2 separate regions of the Homo sapiens genome follow, and region 1 is linked to region 2. Evidence: chromatin loops called from intact Hi-C (ENCODE). Cell type or tissue: endothelial cell of umbilical vein. All regions are shown on one strand. Links, peaks and the distances in the headings refer to the core of each region. The heading gives the core; the rest is flanking DNA.

Evidence for each region. Hi-C counts contacts between places; a loop is a spot of excess contacts. Peaks named below come from ENCODE experiments on the same cell type or tissue, not always from the same donor. Only the 100,000 strongest peaks of a DNase experiment are listed, where the experiment ranks them.
Region 1: it touches region 2 in a loop (5-fold over the local background); 16 of 110 quality-filtered maps call a loop at or near these places.

The regions. Positions count from the first base shown.
Region 1 is chr11:33,852,742-33,862,876 of GRCh38, forward strand. LMO2 (LIM domain only 2) reads right to left here. Exons shown (of 6, transcript NM_005574.4): 6 at 5,835-6,834. The coding sequence ends at 6,615. Among named protein-coding and RNA genes, the nearest start is that of LMO2, 34 kb to the right of the region's middle. RefSeq lists a silencer at 5,238-5,411. In endothelial cell of umbilical vein, for the core only: a CTCF peak has its summit at 5,283 (motif pointing right); a DNase peak (open chromatin) is centred at 5,380.
Region 2 is chr11:33,932,825-33,942,959 of GRCh38, forward strand. No RefSeq gene overlaps it. Among named protein-coding and RNA genes, the nearest start is that of LMO2, 46 kb to the left of the region's middle. RefSeq lists cis regulatory regions at 61-210, 4,147-4,894, 8,721-9,318 and an enhancer at 9,915-10,135. In endothelial cell of umbilical vein, for the core only: no CTCF peak of the experiment used is centred there; DNase peaks (open chromatin) are centred at 4,597 and 9,037; H3K27ac peaks cover 2,761 bases.

The DNA of each region.
Region 1 (10,135 bases), core at 675-8,674, 81 kb before region 2:
AAGGGCCAGTGTGACAGCCTTTTTTGGGTACCATCACTCAGTGGGTCCCGAGCTCTTGTTCAGCATCCAAGAAGAATGAGGTCGCACAGATACTTGAAGGATGGTGGAGGTGGAGAATTGTATTTATTGATGGAGATGGCTCTCAGTGGAGAGGGGAGCTGGAGAGGGGACGGGACAAGCAGATAATCTTCCCTGAGATCTGGCGTTCTCCAGCCGGCTCTTCTCTGAAGTTAATCTCTCCTCTGAAGTCCAGCTCTCCCTCTGAAGTCAAGTCGCCTCTCTCCAGTCAAGCTGCTTCTCTCCTCTACCGACTGAGTCTGGGGTCTATATAGGCACAGGATGGCGGGGGGTGGAGTGGGCCATAGGTAGTTTTAGAGAAGGCAACATTGGATTGGTAAAAAGACATTAATCAGAAAGAATCAATGGGGAGAGAGTGGGCAAACAGGGATAGAAGTTCTCACTTTGGGCAGAGGGTTGCAGGGTTTTTGGCTGGAAGGTGGGGTTTTGCCAGGGACCCACCCCTGTCTGCCTAGAATTTCTCTTCTTCCTGCCTCTATCACTTTACTCCTAAATATTTCAGGGTGCATTTCCTAATAATAGGGACATTCTCTTACATAAACACAGTACAATTACCAATTTCAGTAACATTTACATTAACACCTAATACTTTTTAACTAATCTATCCGTTCATATTCTGACTTTATCACTTGACCCAATGATGCCCTTTGTAGAATTTGTTCCCTCCAGCACTGGACTGAGTACAGGGGCCAGGTGCTGGATTTAGCTGTCAGGTCTCCTTAGCCTTCTTTAACCTGAAACATTCCCACAGCCTTCTTTATTATTCATGACATGAACATTTTCAAAGAATACAGTCCACACTCCCCCCCATCAACTTTTAAAACTAGAATGTTCATCATTTTGGGTTTGTCTAATGATTTGTCTCATAATTAGACATGTTATATATTCTCAGCAGAACTACTAAAAAGAGTGATCCTCTCTGTCCTTTTCAGATATCACATCTGGAGGCCTGAGATGCTCATCTGCCCCACATAGATCACCTGGTCAAGGTGCTATCCAATTTCTCTACTGTGTAATTAGCGTTTTTCCTTCTCATAGCTAGTGAGGAATATATGGGAAGGTACTTGAAGACCATCCAAATATCCATATCTTGTTCTTTGTTTCTCTGTTGAAATTTAGCATCTATTGATAATGCTTGCTTGATTCTATCTTAACTGTCACAGTTGCAAAATGATTTTTCCAGCTCTCATGCTGTCTTCCCATTTACCAGTTGGCATCCAAGATTCTGCTGTAAACACGAGTCCTTCCTTCTCCCTCATTTATTTATCACTGGAATAAACTCATGAATTCTGCCCCCTGCCATGCTTAAAACTCATTACTATCCTTAATTCGTTACTGTCCTTAATTGTTTTGATAATCAAATTGTCTTAGATTTGGCTATTGAGAGCCCCTTTAAGCTGGCTCCTTTGTCTTTATGACATGTTTACATCATTTTTTTCATTTCATTTCATTTATTTATTTAGTTTTTACTATTTCCTTACTTTCTGGAATAACAAGATGTTGCAGACTTATCTTCTATCTTCCTTGCCCCTTCCCTGCAAATTCCTGGGTTTTACTTCCTACTTTGATGTTGATTTACCATTTATTCTTAAAATTATAGAAAACCTCATCTCCCCTATTTATTTACTTACTGGCCCTCTCTCTTAGCTACTCATGCCATAAATATTTGTTCCTGCTTTTCCACATGCATGACATTGGCCTAAATGCTGTGAGCGATGATAAAGAACTTAAAGGCTAGTTTCAGAAAAGGCCTTCTTCTCAAATCAAGTTTTAAAGTAGAGAATAGGTGGGGCGCAGCGGCTCATGCCTGTAATCCCAGCACTTTGGGAGGTCGAGGTGGGCGGATCACCTGAGGTCAGAAGTTCGAGACCAGCCTGGTGAAACCCTGTCTTTACAAAAATTAACCTAGTGTGGTGGTGCATGCCTGTCATCCCAGCTAGTCGGGAGGCTGAGGCAGAAGAATCTCTTGAACCCAGGAGGTGGAGGTTGCAGTGAGCCAAGATCATGCCACTGCACTCCAGGCTGGGCCACAGACTGAGACTCCATCTCAAAAAAAAAAAAAGAAAGAAAGAAAGAAAGAAAAAAGCAGAGAACAAAGTTTTAAATAAAACAAAGAAAATATAACAATCAGGCTGGGCATGGTGGCTCAAACCTGTAATCCCAACACTTTGGGAGACTGAGGCAAGAGGATTGCTTGAGCCCAGGAGTTCAAAACCAGCCTGGGAGACAGAGCAAGACCCTGTCTCTAAAAAAAAAAAAAAAAAGAGGAGGAAAGAAAGGGAGAAAGAGAGAGGGAAGGGAAGGGGGGGAAGGAAGAGAAGGAAAGGAAGAAAAGGGAAGGAAGGAGGAAGAACGGAAGGAGGAAGGAACAAAGGAAGGAAGGAAATATATTGGGCACTATGTGCCAGGCAGGTGCTACAGTCTGGCAAGGGTAAACCAGAGACAGTGTCCCTGATTTTGTGGAACTCAGGGTTCAGGGTTTAGCAGCAATGTTCTATTGAAGTCAGGGGACAACAAAGGAAGAGGAGTTGCTTGATGAATGTGTAGATTCCTGGGTCCCATCCAAGAGATCCTGATTCTGTAGATTTGCAGTTTGGTCCAGGAGCCAGCATATTAATAGTTTATCCTATTAATTAGAAGATTTCTAGTACTTGAGAATGATTGGATGAGCAGCTGTAAATTGGAGAGATTGAGGGGGCTACCTGGAAGAGGCGGGGCTTGAGCTGAGGGTCCAAGGTCAAGTCACAGGTCAGCAATGTCCACAGGGCCCAGATCTTGTAGAAACTGGCAATTAAGGGCACCCCACCAGAAAGTGACAGCATCAAAATTTAAACCCTTCACTGGCTGGCCTCCAGCCAACACCCATACACAAACTGGGCTCACTGAAATACTCATGCTGCAAGTCAAGGTCCCCAAGTCTTTGCTCTTCCAGGTCCAAGGCCATTTCAAATGTCTCTTTCTCTTTACTCCAGACAGATATGCTTGGGCCAATTTAATTGTTCCCTTATCTGCGTTTCCAGAGCACTTTTTACATTGCTTTATTGTGGTGCTAATCCTATATCATTGTGCTTTGTTTACATTTCTGCCTAAACTCAAATATCCCCAAATAATCTGGGACGGAAGGTGTTCATTCTCCCTCTTTTGCAGATGGGAAACCTGCTGTTCAGTGAGGTGAGACTTCGAGAGAGCAGCAGGGCACAGGGTGAAGCGCCTTGGTTAAAGCGACTGCTGTCACTTCTCAGCTGCAGGACCTTAGGAAGTTAGTTACTTAACCATCTGTGCTTCATTTTCCTTGGCAGCACAATGCAGGTGATAAGAAGTAGAAACTGCCACCGAGGCAGGTTATGTGGCCTCAAGGAGTTAATGTATGTAAAACTAGAAGAGTGCCTGGCAAATGGTAAGTGCTATGTAAATGGTTATTAAGCAATTAAAGTCATGTCCACTGGAATTCAAATCCAAGTCTTCAGATGATAAATCTCCTAGATGCTTGTTCTATTTTAACTTTGTAGGACTCCAAGTTTTCCTGAAAAGTAGTAGTTATTTTAGAAGCAGCAATAAAAGGAAGCTGGTTTGGGGCAAAAGACATTCAAGAGATAAGAGGATGCAAAATGTTCCAGCCAACTGCTTTAATGAAGGCACGGACCAGGGAAGAGAGCAGATGTCAGTTCTCCTGACCCTAGGTCTAGAGCACACACAGTAACACATTCATGCAAGGACCACCAGGGTAGACCTTGGGAGCTGGTCCCACTGAGTCCCTTTACATGTCTTTCCTCTTAAGTCAGTTGTGGGTTAGATATTTGGGCCCCTGGGGTGACGTGCTACAAAGACTGCCTGCGCATCCACAATTCTGCAAGATGGTGCCATTGACAAATGGAAAAGGTTAATTATTGCTTTGTTGAGCATGACAAAAATATTGGCTGATTTCTTGAATCTTAATGTGTGTTGTGCTACAATGGGGATTAAGAATAAAGTTTAGATTTCCAAAGCAATGATCATTTGTATTTTTACTTAATACTGCTTATAAGATAATTGCATAGATAAAATCTATTACCATTACTATTATTACTGTAAATATGGTTTAAAATGGTGAATTAAATTGTGATTGATTTTGAAGATGATGTGCAGAACAAATGAGTGATGAATGTATGTGAAAGTTTTCAGTTTAGGAACCAAGGGTAGACAGTATCTACATGTGGAAGAGTTTCAGTGATTAACCTTTGCATCAAATATTAATAACTTAGAATGCTTGATCTTCCTAACTGGGAGATATTTTAGAATAGCCATTCTCAAACTTGAGCATGCGTCAGAATCATCTTTAAGGCATATTAAAACACAGGTGGGGCACGGTGGCTCATGTCTATAACCCAACACTTTGGGAGGCCAATGCAGGTGGATTACTTGAGTCCAGGAGTTCAAGACCAGCCTGAGCAACATGGGGAAACCCAATCTCTACCAAAAAGATAAAAATTAGCTGGGCGTGGTGGTGTGAGCCTGTAGTCTCAGCTACTACAGAGGCTGAGGTGGGAGGATTGCTTGAGCCCAAGAAGTCAAGGCTGCAGCGAGCCAGGATCATAACACTGCACTCCAGCCTGGGGGACAGAGAGAGATCTTGTCTCAAAACAAAGAAACAAACAAACAACCCACAAATTGCTGAACCCCATCCCCAGATTTTCTGATTTAGGGTATCTGGGGTGGGGCCCATGAATCTGTTTCTTTATTATAATAAGTTACCAGGTGATGTTGATTCTGCTGGTCCCCAGAGAGTTTGAGAACCACTGACTTAGAACAAACATCCCCTCGCTGGTAATGCCTTTCCATCACCTGAGCTGGAATGCAATGTAACTGGATTTGTTTTAAATAGGCCACCTTAAGCAGTCAAATTTCCCAACTACTTGTAGCATTTTACAGACCAAGAGAGCCATCACTTCATTATTTCTCCTCTAGAAGAAAAAAAATCATTTGTCTCTCTGTCCAGGGATTTAAAAAAATTAAAAATAACAAAGATCACAAACCTTAGGAAGATTTAAAGGAATCTTATAGTTAACATGCAGCCTTAGCTGCATGTTTCTTGTGTCTTAATAACTGAACACATTTAGACTTCTTGCATTTCCGAGTACTCTAAGGAAATCATTGAAAAGCATATTCTTCTTCATCTAGGTTTGTCCTACGTCGGGACCCTCCTGGGCTAGCGCGCTTTAAGGTGATGGCCAGAAGGTGGCGCTCTGCATCAGTTCATGGGGGCGGCCTGACTCCGGGGAAGGCAAACACACAAACCAAGGTGCCTGCTTTAAATCCGCAAAGTAAAGGTCCTCTTAACCACTTGTCATAAAACACCCTGAGACACCCGTCTTGGAAAATCGAAGTGTCAAGCTCAGCATCTTTGCCACATTTCAAACTAGGTAATTACCTTCTCTCCCAAAGGGAATCTGCTTTATGTATTTGTGTCCTTTCTAGGTTACAAGTTTCCCAAAGGCAATGATCTTGCCTTCCACTCACTCCATACAATGCTGAAGTGAAATGCATATTGTACAATAACAATTTAATTATTCTACATTCCTCTGAGCTACATGATGACCTGTTACATAATTGCCAGTAATATAGAAATGTGCCTGCCTCATACAAACCCTTGCAATACACAGAAGTTTTTATTTGACCTAAGAGTAAATTGCTTATTTGCTTCTCCTTTAGAAAAGAAAAAGCAGAGCATTTCCCCGCCATCCCAAATTATAAGTCGTAATCAAATAAACAACACTGTATTTCAGTCTGTCATTTTTATTAAGCCTGCAGAGCTGTTTTTTTTTCTACACACGACAAATACTTTGATATAATCTAGGATAATAAAATAGTTGAACAACTTTTTAAGATTTATATTTGTATAGAAACAATCTGTGGAACTCCTCCCCTCAAAATGAAGGTGTCTAAAAACAGTGATTCATCAGCATTGCTTTAAATAATTGTTTGGTTAAAAGTTGTGGTTTCCATTCTCAACCGAAATGCGTCTCCATGCAGTTTTCCTTGGGTCCAAAGCTTAAGGCCTTGGGAAGGGGGCCAAGAAAAAAAGAATGGCCACTCTCCTTTCTGTCCTTCCCTTGTGTGGAGGACAGTGATTGAAACAGGGGAGTTAAAAAGCCAGGAAGAAAAGAAATCAATTGCACATCTCTAGTTCGCAAGCGTCAAAGTCACAACAAGTCTGTACACAACAACTCTCTATCTGTAGATATGAAATTCCATCATGATAGCACAGCGCCTGCTTGCCCCTAAATGTTCCTTTCTTCTGCTAATCATGTCAGTTACTATGGATGGGCTGTGGCCATAAGTTCTCCCTCAAGGGCTGGTCCTTCTGTCACCTTGAAGTGTCAGCCCCTGAATTATGCCACTTGGATGCTATGTCTTGATACCCAATAAAGGTCTACCATCCCCTAAGAAATCCCTTACCCCACCCTCAAACCCCCAAAGTGCCTAAGAGTGAAGACGAAGATGCCATGGAGACGGCGTCTTCAGTGAACACCTCCCCAAAGATGCCCGGGGACTCGGGCCTATATCATCCCATTGATCTTAGTCCACTCGTAGATGTCCTGTTCGCACACTATGTCAGAGTTGATGAGGAGGTATCTGTCACCTACACAGAAATGCTTCTGACAGGCGGCGCATTTGAAACATTCCAGGTGATACACTTTGTCTTTCACCCGCATTGTCATCTCATAGGCACGAATCCGCTTGTCACAGGATGCGCAGAGACCGTCTTGCCCAAAAAGCCTGGGGCAAAAGAAAGAAAAGCTAAGAAGACAGTGAAAGGGACAATCCTGGAAGACAGGGCTCGGGGATGAGCCCTAGAAAGGAGGCCGAACTTTCAGGATGTCAGGAAGCCAGGGAAGGTCGGCTCCAGAAGGAGGGCCGGCTAGTGCAGTCTTCACCAGCAGGCAGAGGGAACTCAGATGAAACTGGCATTTGGATCTGGCATAACTCCTCCCTTTTCTGAGCCCTCTCCTTGTCTGCAGCAACCGCTCATCATTCCCCTAGGCTGCCCCCTGGCTCCTCCTCTGTGGGCAAGGCTCTCAGCTGATGTGATCTATCATAAGGAGTTAGGCAAGTATTACCTGTCCCCTCCCAGGGGAACCCTCATTTCAGAAGAGCAGCTGGAGAGAGACCCTAGGGGCCCCTTTGAGAGGGTACTGACCAGGAATGCAATAAAACGGGCATTCTTCTGAGGCTCCCAAACTCTATCATGTCAACAGCCACTGATTCTACCCATGGGGAGAGCTGGCCTTGAATACCTCCATAAGCTGCAAAGCACATCTCCCCCTGATTATTCGCTGGGGCCCCAGCTGCTGGGAGACAGGGAGTTCCACAGAAAACACGCGGTGCAGCTAATCGTGCCTCTGAGATATGGAGGACCAACAGCATCTCTCCACCATGAAGGGAGGATCTTAATTCATGGCCCTCGCTGCCCACTGGCATGAATCAAAAGGGAAACTTCTTTTCTGACATTTAAATCAAGACTCTCCCAAGCCTCAGTTGATCAGTCACTTATTTCAGGCAGTATTCAGTGTCAAGGTGGGAGACAGAACATGGCAGGGCTCAGTGCAGTGGTTCTCAAAGTGTTGGTCCTGGGACCAGCGACATCAGCACTGCCTGGGAACCTGACAGAAATACAAATTCTCAGGCTGGGCGCAGTGGCTCACACCTGTAATCCCAACACTTTGGGAGGCTGAGGCAGGCAAATCACTTGAGCTCACAAGTTCGAGACCACCCTGGGCAACATGGTGAAACTGTGTCTTTACAAAAAATACAAAAATTAGCCGGGTGCGGTGGTGCATGCCTCTAGTCTCAGCTATTAATACTTGGGAGGCTGAGGTGGGAGGATGGCTTTAGCCCGGGAGGTGGAGGTTGCAGTGAGCCGAGATCATGCCACTGCACTCCAGCCTGGGCCACAGAGCCATACCTTGACTCAAAAGAAAAGCAAAAACTAAACAAACAAACAAAAAAACAAATTCTCAGCCCTCCTCCTTCCCTACCCAACTGAGACACCCTGGGGAGAAGGCCCAGCAGTCTGTGCGTTAATGAACACTTCCGGGGGACTGGTTGCAGGCTGACATTTGAGAATCAACAGCAAAAGTGCAGTAACACAAGTACCGGAAGCAGAGAAGACCCAGCTTCAATGTCCCGGACCAGCCCTGAGTGACCCTGGAGAGACCTCTGATTCTCTGAGCCTCAGTGAAATGGCAGCCATCATAGGCTCCACCTCACTCAGCTGTTAAAACAACCAAACGAAGCATGTCAGGGCACCCATGGTCAAGGGCTAAGCCAACGCTGGTTATGTTTTAACACATCTTGGGTGTATTCCCAGCTGTGCCAGTCTTGCTGCAGGAAGTAATTTTCACTCGTGGCTGAAAACATAGCATGTTAGCAGGTGGTTTCTACATAAAACCTTTAGGACAGTTTTAGGTGAATGCTTGCTCTTATTGGAAGTTCTGGTTGATTTCAGGATATCAGAGAATCAGTGGGTACATTCTGAGAGGTTGTAGGGGACCTAAGGGCAGTTGACACATTTTGCAATATTTGGGCGAGATTAATGGAATTGACAAGAGGTGGTCTGTGAGTGGAGAGCTCATTGTTCGGGCCAGGGCCAGCTAATTTGCCTCTGAATCCTGCTTTCCATTTGAAGATCTCTGAGTGTTTTCAAAGCACCGCCTGGGAGCAAACTCATTACTGGGGGGAGAACATTTTATCCCAACGTAGCAGATGGTGGAGCTGCAGGTAACCGCCACATTGGAGGTCACAGAGTGGAAAGACAGTTCTGGTTTCCTGACTGCTCTGTAAGTTAAGTTTGGGCCTGAGCAAGGATGAACGACTGAGAAAACAGTGTGCATGGAATGAATCCAACTGCCTGGGGTGTGCGATCCTTAAGGAAGGAGGGAGCTTATTAAAGGGAAGTCAGGGGGTAAATTACAACCCACATCAGGCAGCTATGAAGGGAAGGACAAAGGACGAATATGTGGGAGACAAGTTCAGGTCCCAGCATGACCTCTAACTTGCCAGGTGACCTGAGCAAATGGAGTCCCCTGTACAGGCTTCTGTGACTTAAGCCATAAAGCAAGGGAACTGAAAAAGAAGGTCTCTGTAGCCCCTTCCAGCTCTGGGATTCGGAGATTCTAATATTAGTAAAAAATAAGCCGGGACTTGACACCTAACTTGAGCATTAACCTCTGGCACCAAGAATTGGTATCTTAGGCTGGATATCCCAGAAGCAGCCCCTGAGGCAAGGATTGATGTGCCAGTGATTTATGAATGAGGCATTCTCAGGAAAAACCTGGAAGGCAGCAGGGGAGGCTGGAGGGAAGGGGAGGAAGCCAAGCCAAGTTGTATCCTCAGGCAAAGTCCCTCAGAGGGGAGGGACCCTGGAATATAAGTTATGCCTGGCTCCAGGCAAGGCTGCGGGGCTTGGTACTCCCACCATGTCTGTCACTGGTTAAGGTCCGTTGGGGGTCTAGTTGGGGCAGGCATACTTCTGGCTCTAACAGATTCAGGTGCTGGCTGTTAAAAGCAAAACCACTGCCATCACCGCCACCCCACCACTCCCAGCACACAAGAATTAGTGAAAAGGGATCCAAGGAGATCTGGCTCAGCACAGACATGAACAGCTGCTCTTGGGTTCCCAACAATACAACACAGCAGCAGAGTTGAGGTTCTGCATGGGGGTCTCATGAATGTTTGAAGCTAAATGTCGGAAAAGAACTGTAACAGGCAACTCAGCCATTGGAAATCCTCACGGGGACAAGTTATCCTAGGGGTGAAGAACTCAAACACATTAGAGGGCCCGTTCAGTTACTCCTCCAACTTGCCTTGTTAAAAGATCCTGCCAGATATACTAAGAATGCCAGTAAACAAGACCTTGGCTAAAGGACCATCCCTGACGCAAAAGACAATTTTTCTCCTCTGTCAAGAGATGTCCCATCTTAAGCTCTCTGCTGCCCATTTTAATAACAATAATATAAATATTAAAGAATGGCTGGAAATGCCTGCACTAATGCAGAGTTAATTAACATGTTGCCTAGGA
Region 2 (10,135 bases), core at 1,282-9,281:
CCTCCCTCCCTCCAGCCTATGGGCATTTGAGTCAGGAAGGGACCCTGGTCCACAGTTCCAGGTCAGAACTAAATGAAGTTCCTGGCAATAGTCCCACCCGCTGGGTCCCCACAGGAATTTCCTGTTAACACCCCCGCCCTCTGCCCTCCATTTCCTCTCCTCCAGGCCCCACCTCTGTCATGAGTTGCCCTGATAGCACCTCCATTCTCTCTCCCCTCCACTTCAATAAGCAGTACAAGGCTTAAGATAAGAAAACCTTATGGGGTCAGCTCCGCAGCCCCAAAAGTGCCACCATGTTGATTTTATTTTGTTTCTACAGGTAGATGTGGTTGCAGTGGCTGTAGTAACCCTTTGCAAAAACCAGTGATTTTGAAAGGTTATCAACCCTCTGTTATTCATTCAGCAAATATTTTCTCAGCACATCTGTGTCCCATACCCTGTGTGGGACCCCGAGAATATAGCAATGAGCAGATGTCAGCCCCTACCCTCCGTCTTCAAGGAGCTGGTCGTCTAGAAGGTGATCCAGGCTGTTAAACAAGCAGTTAGTCCAAATTCTGTATGATGGTGCTGCCAGAGGGCTAAGGTATCCCAAGTGGATAAAATTCTGTTTTGTTCAACAATATCTGCTGAGAATCTGGGCCCACAATGCTCTTCTATAGTTCTTTTCAGAGGCTGCAAGTTCTTCGTTAGTGTTTCACACAAGTCTTCAAAAATCTCAGGTTGTTCCTATTACCTGTTAATATTAGCAGCAATCTTTATTTATGTATTTATTTATTTTTAAAGTGCTGGTCACAACACTTATCAGAATTCTTCATGGATTTCAAGACAATAATTAGGTCATGCCTCCAGCTTTCCACCAGGTGCTTTAACTTTGTCTAGTGTTTAAAATTATGCTACAAAAGCAGTAATTCAGGCACCAAGGCTACTAGCTATTGCTTACTGAGCATGTTTCCAGTGCCGGGCACATTCCACAGGGTATATCATTTACTCCTCACACAGGTCTGGAAGAGAAGTCTGAAGGCCAGAAGGGGCCTGAGTTACCTCATACACCAGGCCATCAGCACCTCCTTTGAGTCTACATTCTCAGCTGTCTACCTAGTGAGCTTCTATTATTTTGGCCAGACCCTCATCTGTTCTCTTCTCTTTCTGGTATCATCACTCACCTTTGCTAGATACAGACCATCTAGTTGCCCCAACCTCCTTTGACCAAAAGGTAGGCAAATGACTGAAACTAGACCCAACTGATATTGAATTTGAACTTGAACTTGATATTGAACTCCCTTGAACTTGAATCTTAAGAAGCTTGGCTGGTGCTGATCTAGCCCACCGAGTCCCGAAGAGACTTTCCTTTAAGTCTCACTTTGCTTAAGTCCATCACAGTTTATTTCTGTTACCTGCAACCAACAAACTTAACCAAAACTGTCATTACTTACAAGCTGGTGCTGACAAACACAAATCTTATTATTCTCCTTTTGTTCCAAAGAGAGAAAGCTGATGCTGCCTGAAATTTGCGAAGTCCCCTCAGCACTTTCTGAAAGTTGGAGAGTCTTGGGTGCCAGGGCCACAGACCGTGGGACATTTGAGAAAGGAACTGCCTGATAAACAGCAAACGTGCCAAGCGAATGCTTTCAGGGAAACGAGGGTTGTCTGAACACTATTGATTCTAGGTCCACTAATGGTTCAGGCTGTGAGGCTGGGTGTGACAGCTCTGCCTTGCTCAGTGCTGTTAACGTACTGCCAAGTCAGGCCTATTTTCTGGTATCAGCAGGGAAATGGGAGACTATTAAGGAAGCACCTTATCAGGAACTGAGCTCAGTGTCACTGGGGAGATGGTGGCAATTAGCATGATGGAAGCCATGAAACAGCCCCCGCTCCTAGCCAGGTGCAGAAGAAATTAGTAGGAGGCCTCCTGACAGGTCAGCATAGGCCCCAACAGGAAGAGGTCCCTGGGCAAATGCTGATGCTGGCTTTTCTCCCATTGGGAAGATCCCTACCCCTTCCTAGCCATCTTCTGATGTGCTCTCCACACACTCATTTGTGGGTGTCTGTCTATCTACTTTGCCTTTCCCCAGTTGCAAAAGCAATAAAAAACCCCTCTCATTTGAATGGTGCTGTCGCATTGATTATGTCAGGCAGCAGTGTGGGCAAGGGCCCAAGCTTTGGAGACTAAAGTGTCTGGGACAAATGGGTGAATAAGACAGACACTGTCTTTGCCTTCCGTGGCCCTCAATCTAGAGGAAGCTACAAGTGAATGTGTGAGGGGCCTTACTTTGAAGAAACGCTCACACATGGCTCATCACTTCTCTCCCACCCTTTACCCCTTTCCAGACACAGGTGATGTAAAGGAAGTGGGTCTAGCCTGCAAGCTGGGAAACCCATTTCCTGCCCTGCGTGAGTTTACTGTGTGACATCTCAAAGACCCCTTTGCCTTTCTGAGCTTCTGTTTTCTCAACTATAAAATGAGGCAACCACTAGGTGTTCTCGGAGTTAGTGCAGCTCTCCAAGAAGCAGATCCCAGGAAAGGATTGAACATGTGAGGACTTAACAAGAAGAAATGCCTGTGAGAAAAATGGTGAGGGAGCTGGGAAAAGCTAAGAGAGCCTCGGAGGCCCCATGAGGCAGGTCTGACTCTGAGTGAGGAAGAGCGAGAAGGAGGGTGAAATGGAGGCAACTTAGACTGTACTGCAGTCTAAGGAAGGCTCAGAAAGGCCATCACGGAGTCCTTGAGCCAAAGTTGGCTATCAGAGGAGTCCGGTGTCTTCCAGGAACAGGCCTGCTTTAGCCTCTCTGCTGCATTCTGTCATCTGGAAGCAGCTTGCGGGAGACCGGGCCTTGGAGCACACAGTGATGGATTGTGGAGCCAGCAGCTGGGGCCTCCTGTCGTTGGAGGGCAGCAAGGTGCATTCTTTTGGCAACAGCAATCTCAAAGCATCCTGGATGCCCTGCTGTCCAATGTGACAACAGACCCCAGACCCATGGCAACTTGAGAGGGCCTGGCTGGGCACAGCTCGGCAGGCCGACCTCTTACCTAGCCCCTGCGTGGCAGCTGTTCTCAGACATTCCCTGATGGCAAAATTGACAGGATATTTATGTTTGTTTGACACGTTGGGATCAAATGTTTCCTGTCTCTCCTATTTTTGGCCTTGCTTTGGTCTTCAGAGAAGGGAAGCTGGGGGCTTCAGTTTCCCTGCTGTTGTCTTTGTTTGAAGTAAAGCCAAACAAAAGACGCCCTACCCTGATCATGTCTGTCCTGCCTTTCCTGGGGCCTCCCAGCCCTGCAGCAGCTCTGCCTCCTGGACCCTCCATGCATGTGTCTACACGTAGGAAGCAGTATGGGTCTGGAATTCAACTTCTAGGTGGGTCTGGGCTTAGACAAACCTGGATATGTGTATCTGTTCCACCACTGTTAGCGGCATAACCCTGAGCAAATGGTCACCTTGGTAAGCCTTAACTTCCTCATCTATAAAATGGGCATATTTGCCTAACTCATTGCTTGAATCCAGGAGTTCAAGACCAGCATGGGCAAAAGAGTGAAACCTTATCCCTAAAAGATATAATAATAATAAGTTAAAATTAGCTGAGTGTGTGTGGTGGCATGCACCTGTGGTCCCAGCAACTCGGGAGGCTGAGGTGGGAGGATCATTTGAGTCAGAGAGATTGAGGCTGCAGTGAGCCATGATCACACCACTTCACTCCAGCCTGGGTGACAGAGCAAGACCCTGTCAAAAAACAACAACAACAACAACAAAAAAACAACAACAAAAAAAAAACCTACCTTATAGAGTCATTGCGAGGATTAAATAAGATAAGGCACACACATGAAGTCTTCAGTTCTTCAGTATAGCTTGGCTTATGGTACATGCTCAGTGAATGATACTTACTAGTTGTAGCACTTACAAAACGTCTACTGTCAGTCTTATTATTACCATCAGTAGTATCTTCTGGTGAGTGACATGGAGGTCTTGGAAGTTTCTCCTATCCTCAAGAAGCACACAGACTAGAATAATAACACACAAAAAGCCTTGCTGAGATCAGCTACTAGGGTTTTGGAGGCTGGTTTGCAGAAGTTTGTCACAGTCAGGTCTGTCTCATTCATTTTTCCACTTTCACAAGACTTCCCTCTCATGTCTGCATGTGTGTTCTGAATGGATGGGCAGTGTCTTAGACCCAGCACACCACAGCATGTAGAGATGGTGCTCCAGGCATGATGAGAGTACATTCCAGGCACTGAGCGGACTGGGGGCCAGGAAGAGAGCTGGTTGGGAGTGATGATAGATACAGCAGGAGGGAGAGGTGTGCCCTCAAGCCCCGGTGATAAAGGGCCTCATAGACCAGATTAAGGAATTGGACTTGATCCTGAAGGCAACGAGGGTGCCCTTGAAGAGTTTCAAGTGGGAGAGTGATGTAATCAGATTTGTCTGATGGCTTCAGAACAATGTACCAGGTTAGTCCCTTTCCCTGGGGAAAGCCTGTCCCCTGGGGAGGAAAATATGAAGAGAAAGAACTGGAATTGCCACCACCCCTTAAAAGCACTGCCTGCTCAAACTTTCCCTGACCTGTCGCGTCTGAACAAAGGCCCCACGGCCAGCTGGAGAGGAGCCTTGTTGATTACTCACAATTCCCTTCCCGAGAGGACGGGCGCTGATGTGTTTTCTCTTGATAACACTGGCTCCTTTCGAGCAATAGGACTTCCTGTCTGATCGGAGAGCAATTACTGCACCTCCAAAGAGAAAACGCTTTAAACAAATCCAGTTTTAGCCCTCTGTGATAACGGAGACGTTTGCTCACTCATCAACCATTAGCCCTGAGCTTAAGGAAGAGTGAGTACTTAGGACCAGGATGATGTTTCCAGATCTGTTTGGTAAAAGATTCCAGTGGCCGAAGGGGATGTATTCCCAGGGAATCTGGGCCCCCTGCTCCAGCCTGGGCTTGGAGCTCCTGGCTCTCCTGATTCTCCCCAACCCACAACAACCCCCACACATCACAACCCTAAGGTTGGCCTACTTGGGGCAAGTTGTAGCTGCTCAGATCAAACTCGGTGTCTCTTGGTCCATTTATATGAGAAGATCATAAGGAAATCTGCATGAAGACAATTTGTTACCCAGCAGCCAAAAGTTAAAACTTTTTTTTTCTTCTCACTTTAGGTTTTTGTTGTTGTTGTTTTTGTTGTTTTATACAGGGTCTCACTCCATCACCCAGGCCAGAATGCAGTTGTGTGATCAAGTCTCACTGCAACCTCTCTCTCCTGGATTTAAGCTCTCTTCCCATCTCAGCCTCCCAGGTAGCTGGGACTACAGGTACATGCCACCATGCCCAGCTAATTTTTTGTGTTTTTAATAGAGATGGGGCTTCACCATGTTGCCCAAGCTGCTCTCGAACTCCTGGGCTCAAGTGATCCATCTACCTCGGTCTCCCAAAGTGCTTGATTACAGGCATGAGCCACGGCACCTGGCTGGGAGATTTCAAAACAGAAAATTCTACCCCCAACATTCTTACCAGAGACCATGAGTTGTCATAACTGTCTCCTTTCCAGGACCTGCTGAAATATCCCTCACTCCTTCCTTGCTATTGTAAGACTAAGAAAAGGATAAAAGGGAGATAATCATATTAGTTAACACTTACATGGTGCTTGCAATGTGCCAGGCACTGCTCTAAGCACTTCACGTATATTAAATCCTGTAATCCTCAAAATGACCCTGTGACAATACTACTATTATTATTACCACTTTTCAATGAGACAACTGAGGCATAAGGGAGTTAAGAAACTCGCCAAAGGTCACACAGTGTACCGCACAGCCAGACTCCAGACCCAGGCAGTCCTGGCTGCAGATTCTCCCCTCGAAACCACCATGTGTACTACCTCACACAACCATCATGCTCTCCCCTCACCTGAACCTTCTCCTGTATTCAATCCTGGCTCCATCCTTACCTCTTCCAGGAGGTTTTCCTGAGCCTACAAGTTCCTCGAGAGCAGGGATAGTAATCTTACTCATCTCTGCCTCCTTGGCACTTTGCACCTAACTGATGCTCAGAATATTTGCTGAATAAATATAATAATTTGTTGAGCACTGACCAGAGATTCTTTGCATCCTAAGGACTTTTGTAACTGTCAGCACTCTCTAAGTCGTAACAGCTTGTAATGTGCTCATGACTATCCTCACAAGTGAATGCTTTGTGTCCTGGCGTAGACTGTGAGATCCACTGGCCTTCCTTGGCAGGATGCTCAGTCCGAAATAAGTGCACAGTCGGTGTTCTGATCTGGCATTTTCTCTACTTTCCTTCATACTAGGTGTGGCAGGCAAAATAATGGTTCCCTCAAAATTCCAATCCCAATCCCCAGAACCTGTGGATATGTTATGTTATACAACAGTGAGGGAGAAGTAAGTTTACACATAGAACCAGGTTGCTAATCCGCTGGCCTTGAGATGGGGAGAGCATCCTGGATCATCCAGGTGGGCCCAATACAATCACAAGCGTCCTTATAAACAAGAATCAGAGTCCAGTTGGAAGATATATACTGCTGACTTTGAAGCTGGAGGAAGGGGCAAAATAATGGCTCCCCCAAAACGTTCATATTCCAATCCGCAGAACCTGTGGATATGCTATGTTATACAATAGCAAGGACCCAAGGAGTTCAGATAACCTCCAGATTCTCTCCCAGAGACTCCAGATAAATGCAGCCCATCAACACCTTGATTTTAGCCCCATGACACCCATTTTAGGCTCTGACCTGCAGAACTTAACATAATACATTTGCACTGGGTTTTTGTTTGTTTGTTTGTTTGTTTGTTTGAGACTTAGTTTCACTCTTGTTGCCCAGGCTGGAGAGCAATGGCGCAATCTCTGCCCACTGCAACCTCTGCCTCTGGGGTTCAAGTGATTCTCTTGCCTCAGCCTCCCAAGTAGCTGGGATTACAGGCACCCGCTACCATGCCCAGCTAATTTTTGTGTTTTTTGTAGAGACAGAGTTTCACCATGTTGGTCAGGCTGGTCTCGAACTCCTGACCTCAGGTGATCCACCTGCCTCGGCCTCCCAAAGTGCTGGGATTACAGGCGTGAGCCACTGTGCCCAGCCAACTTGCACAGTCTTAAGCTCCTAAGGTTGTGGTGATTTGTTATAGCAGCCATAAGAAACTGATACACTGGTACTGGATGTAGGACAAAATCAACATGGTCTCTGCCCTTACAGAGCTTGCTGAATATTCCCAATGTCTGGGGACTCTGGTTCTGGCAGACAGTTCCTGAAACACATTGGGTCCCAGAAGCATTTCTGGGGCAGTGCGAGATCTGCCCTGTCTGGGGCTGAGAGCCTGTCAGTGGGGTTTCGTGCTCTCTTTGGCAAACTTACCTCCTTTTGCTACCATATATTGAGCATTGAGCATTTTCTACGTGCTAGTGACTACACTAAGTGTTTTGCATACAGATCTAATTTCATCCTGACCACAGTGCTCTGAGAGAGGTATTTTTATCGCCATTTACCAGATGAAGAAACTGAGGCTCTGAGAGGAAAAGTGACTTTCCTAAGAGCACACAACTAGTAAGTGGCAGGTATGAGCCCAAGACTTCTGACTCTGAGCTCACACATGCTGCCAGCCACACTGCTTTGGTTCCAACCTCTGCAAGGCAGGGTCCAAGGCAGGCCAACCCCACCCTGCTTCAGCCCAGCCCCATTCACACCTCAAGGCAGTTGCAGGGCCCACTCAAGGGTTCCAGTAATAGGGCAGAGTCCTTTGTCTAGGCAAATGCTATTCCCACCCAGGAGCACAGATGGGTGTTTTCCTCCCAGAAGCCTGACTGAGGCTGAAATATGCATGATTCAGTGAAGCTCATGAGGGGCTGTCCTGGATAAAAACCCTTGGGCAGTCCGGGTGTAGTGGCTAACACCTATAATCCCAGCACTTTGAGAGGCCAAGGTGGGCGGGTCACTTGAGATCAGGAGTTGGAGACCAGCCCAGCCAACATGGTGAAACCCTGTCTCTACTAATAATACAAAAATTAGCCGGGCATGGTAGCACACACCTGTAATCCCAGCTACTAGGGAGGCTGAGGCACAAGAATCGCTTGAACCCCGGACGTGGAGGTTGCAGTGAGCCAAGATCGCACCACTGTACTCCAGCCTGGGTGACAGAGTGAAACTGTCTCAACAAACAAACAAATAAACAAACAAAAAGCCCTTGGGCAGAGTGGGTGATACGGCAGCACCCAGCAGGATTAGAGACTGCCTGCCAAGTGCACAGAGAGAGACGTGGGTTCTGATTCCCGGGGAGCTCAGGCCTGGGGAATGGCCCCTAAGGCAGCTGAGACTGGGATGTGGCTCTACTCCAGGCCTTCTCATCAGGCCAGCTTCATCCCTCCTCAGCCTTCATCTCTGAGGTGGCTGCATTTCCACCAAGCAGAGGCACCCCGATCCAGCCTTCAGGAAATTATTGCTTGGGGTTGGGGGCAGTACTTAGTGGCAATAACAACAATGGCAATAATAATAATATAGTTACCATTTATCAGGTGCTTACAAACGTTAAAGTAATCCCATTTAACCCCCACAATGATCATTTGAGGTAGATTCTCTTATCATCCTCACTTTACAAATGGGGAAACTGAGGCTCAAAGAATGGACTTCTCAAAGTCACACAGCCAGTAAACATAGAGCCTGGTTCCTCCAGCTCCAAAGCACATGCTGTCGTAGGAGTTAGGGACACATTTACAACTGAAATCATTAACCAGGTTGCTTGTCATCATGACCTAAAAAAGAAAAAAAATGGTGGGGGGTGGTCTCTAGCCTGCTTCCATTTCTCCAATGATCCTGGCTCTGATGCAGCTCTTGGCTCTTGGTTTGGGAACCCTGCTGTGGGACTCAGGGCTCTCTGGCCAGCAAAGGGTGTGTGTGTCTGTGGGGCGAGCCACGCTATCACACTGAAGTAGAGTAGAGAGGAAGTGACTCAATCATCAAAGGCCTGGTCTTCCTCGGGGAACTGTCCCTAATCACAATTATCCCACTACAATAATACCATTTCAGAGACACTGTGAGCCAGGGCACTGTGTAGCCATGTAAACTGCTTCCTGTATCTGCCAAACCCAACAGCATTCGGCAATTAATAGAATCCAGCGAGGCCTCCTGCTCCGATAAGGCCAGAGCCATGCTGCTGCTGGCCTTGTTGTTCTAATGACGAATAGCCCTTACATTGCAAAGTCATCCTCTCCTCCCTGCTAGTGGGGCCACAGTGGCCTGGGGTCCCAGGAGGCCAAGGAGGGCTATGCACAATCTGCTTGGTCTTAAAATTTCATTGAGATGAAAATTATTTTCACTGTCTTGCTAAATAAAAATCATGACTATCCAGGTCACCCTCAGATTCCTTGGTGGAAAGGTGATGATGTGGGAATGGGTAGGACCCCTGCAGCCTAGAATGGAAACCCCAAGTAAGTAGGCACTTCATGAGGTGGCTCAAAGGAAGAAGGAGTTAGAAAAAGTTAATACAATGTGACCTCTAGATTGTATCAGGGCTCTGGGATATTCACGAACCTCAGATCCTTGGCAGAGGGCGGTGGCTCACACCTGCAATCCCAGCATTTTGGGAGGCTGAGGTGGGAGGATACCTTAAGGCCAGGAGTTCAAGATCAGCCTGGGCAATATAGTGAGACCCCATCTCTCCAAAAATTTTTTTAAATAGCTAGGCATGGTGGTACATACCTGTAGTCCAGCTACTTGGAAGACTGAGGCAGGAAGGTCCCCTGAGCCCAGGATTTTGAGGCTGCAGTGAGCTATGATTGCATTACTGCACTCCAGCCTTGGAGACAGAGTGAGACCCCCATCCCTTAAAAAAAAAAAAAAAAAAAAAAAGAGCCTAGGATCCTCATAATCAACTGCTTTGCAAGGCATAGAGAAACACTGGGGAAAATGATGTAGCCCCACAGAAATTCTTTGTGGTCCTCCAGATGCTGTTGGGAGATGCTGTTTCAGTTTTAGGGCCTTCCTGAATGTCCAGGGTGAATGTAGTTTGACAAATGATGGTGGCCTGGCAGACCCACCTGGGTCTGCCACCCAAGCTCAGGGTCAAACAAGGTAGATGCACTTTAAAACACTGTTCTTCCCATTTTTCTATTTTCCTTTTGGTAACCAGTGCCCTCATTTCTTGCCACT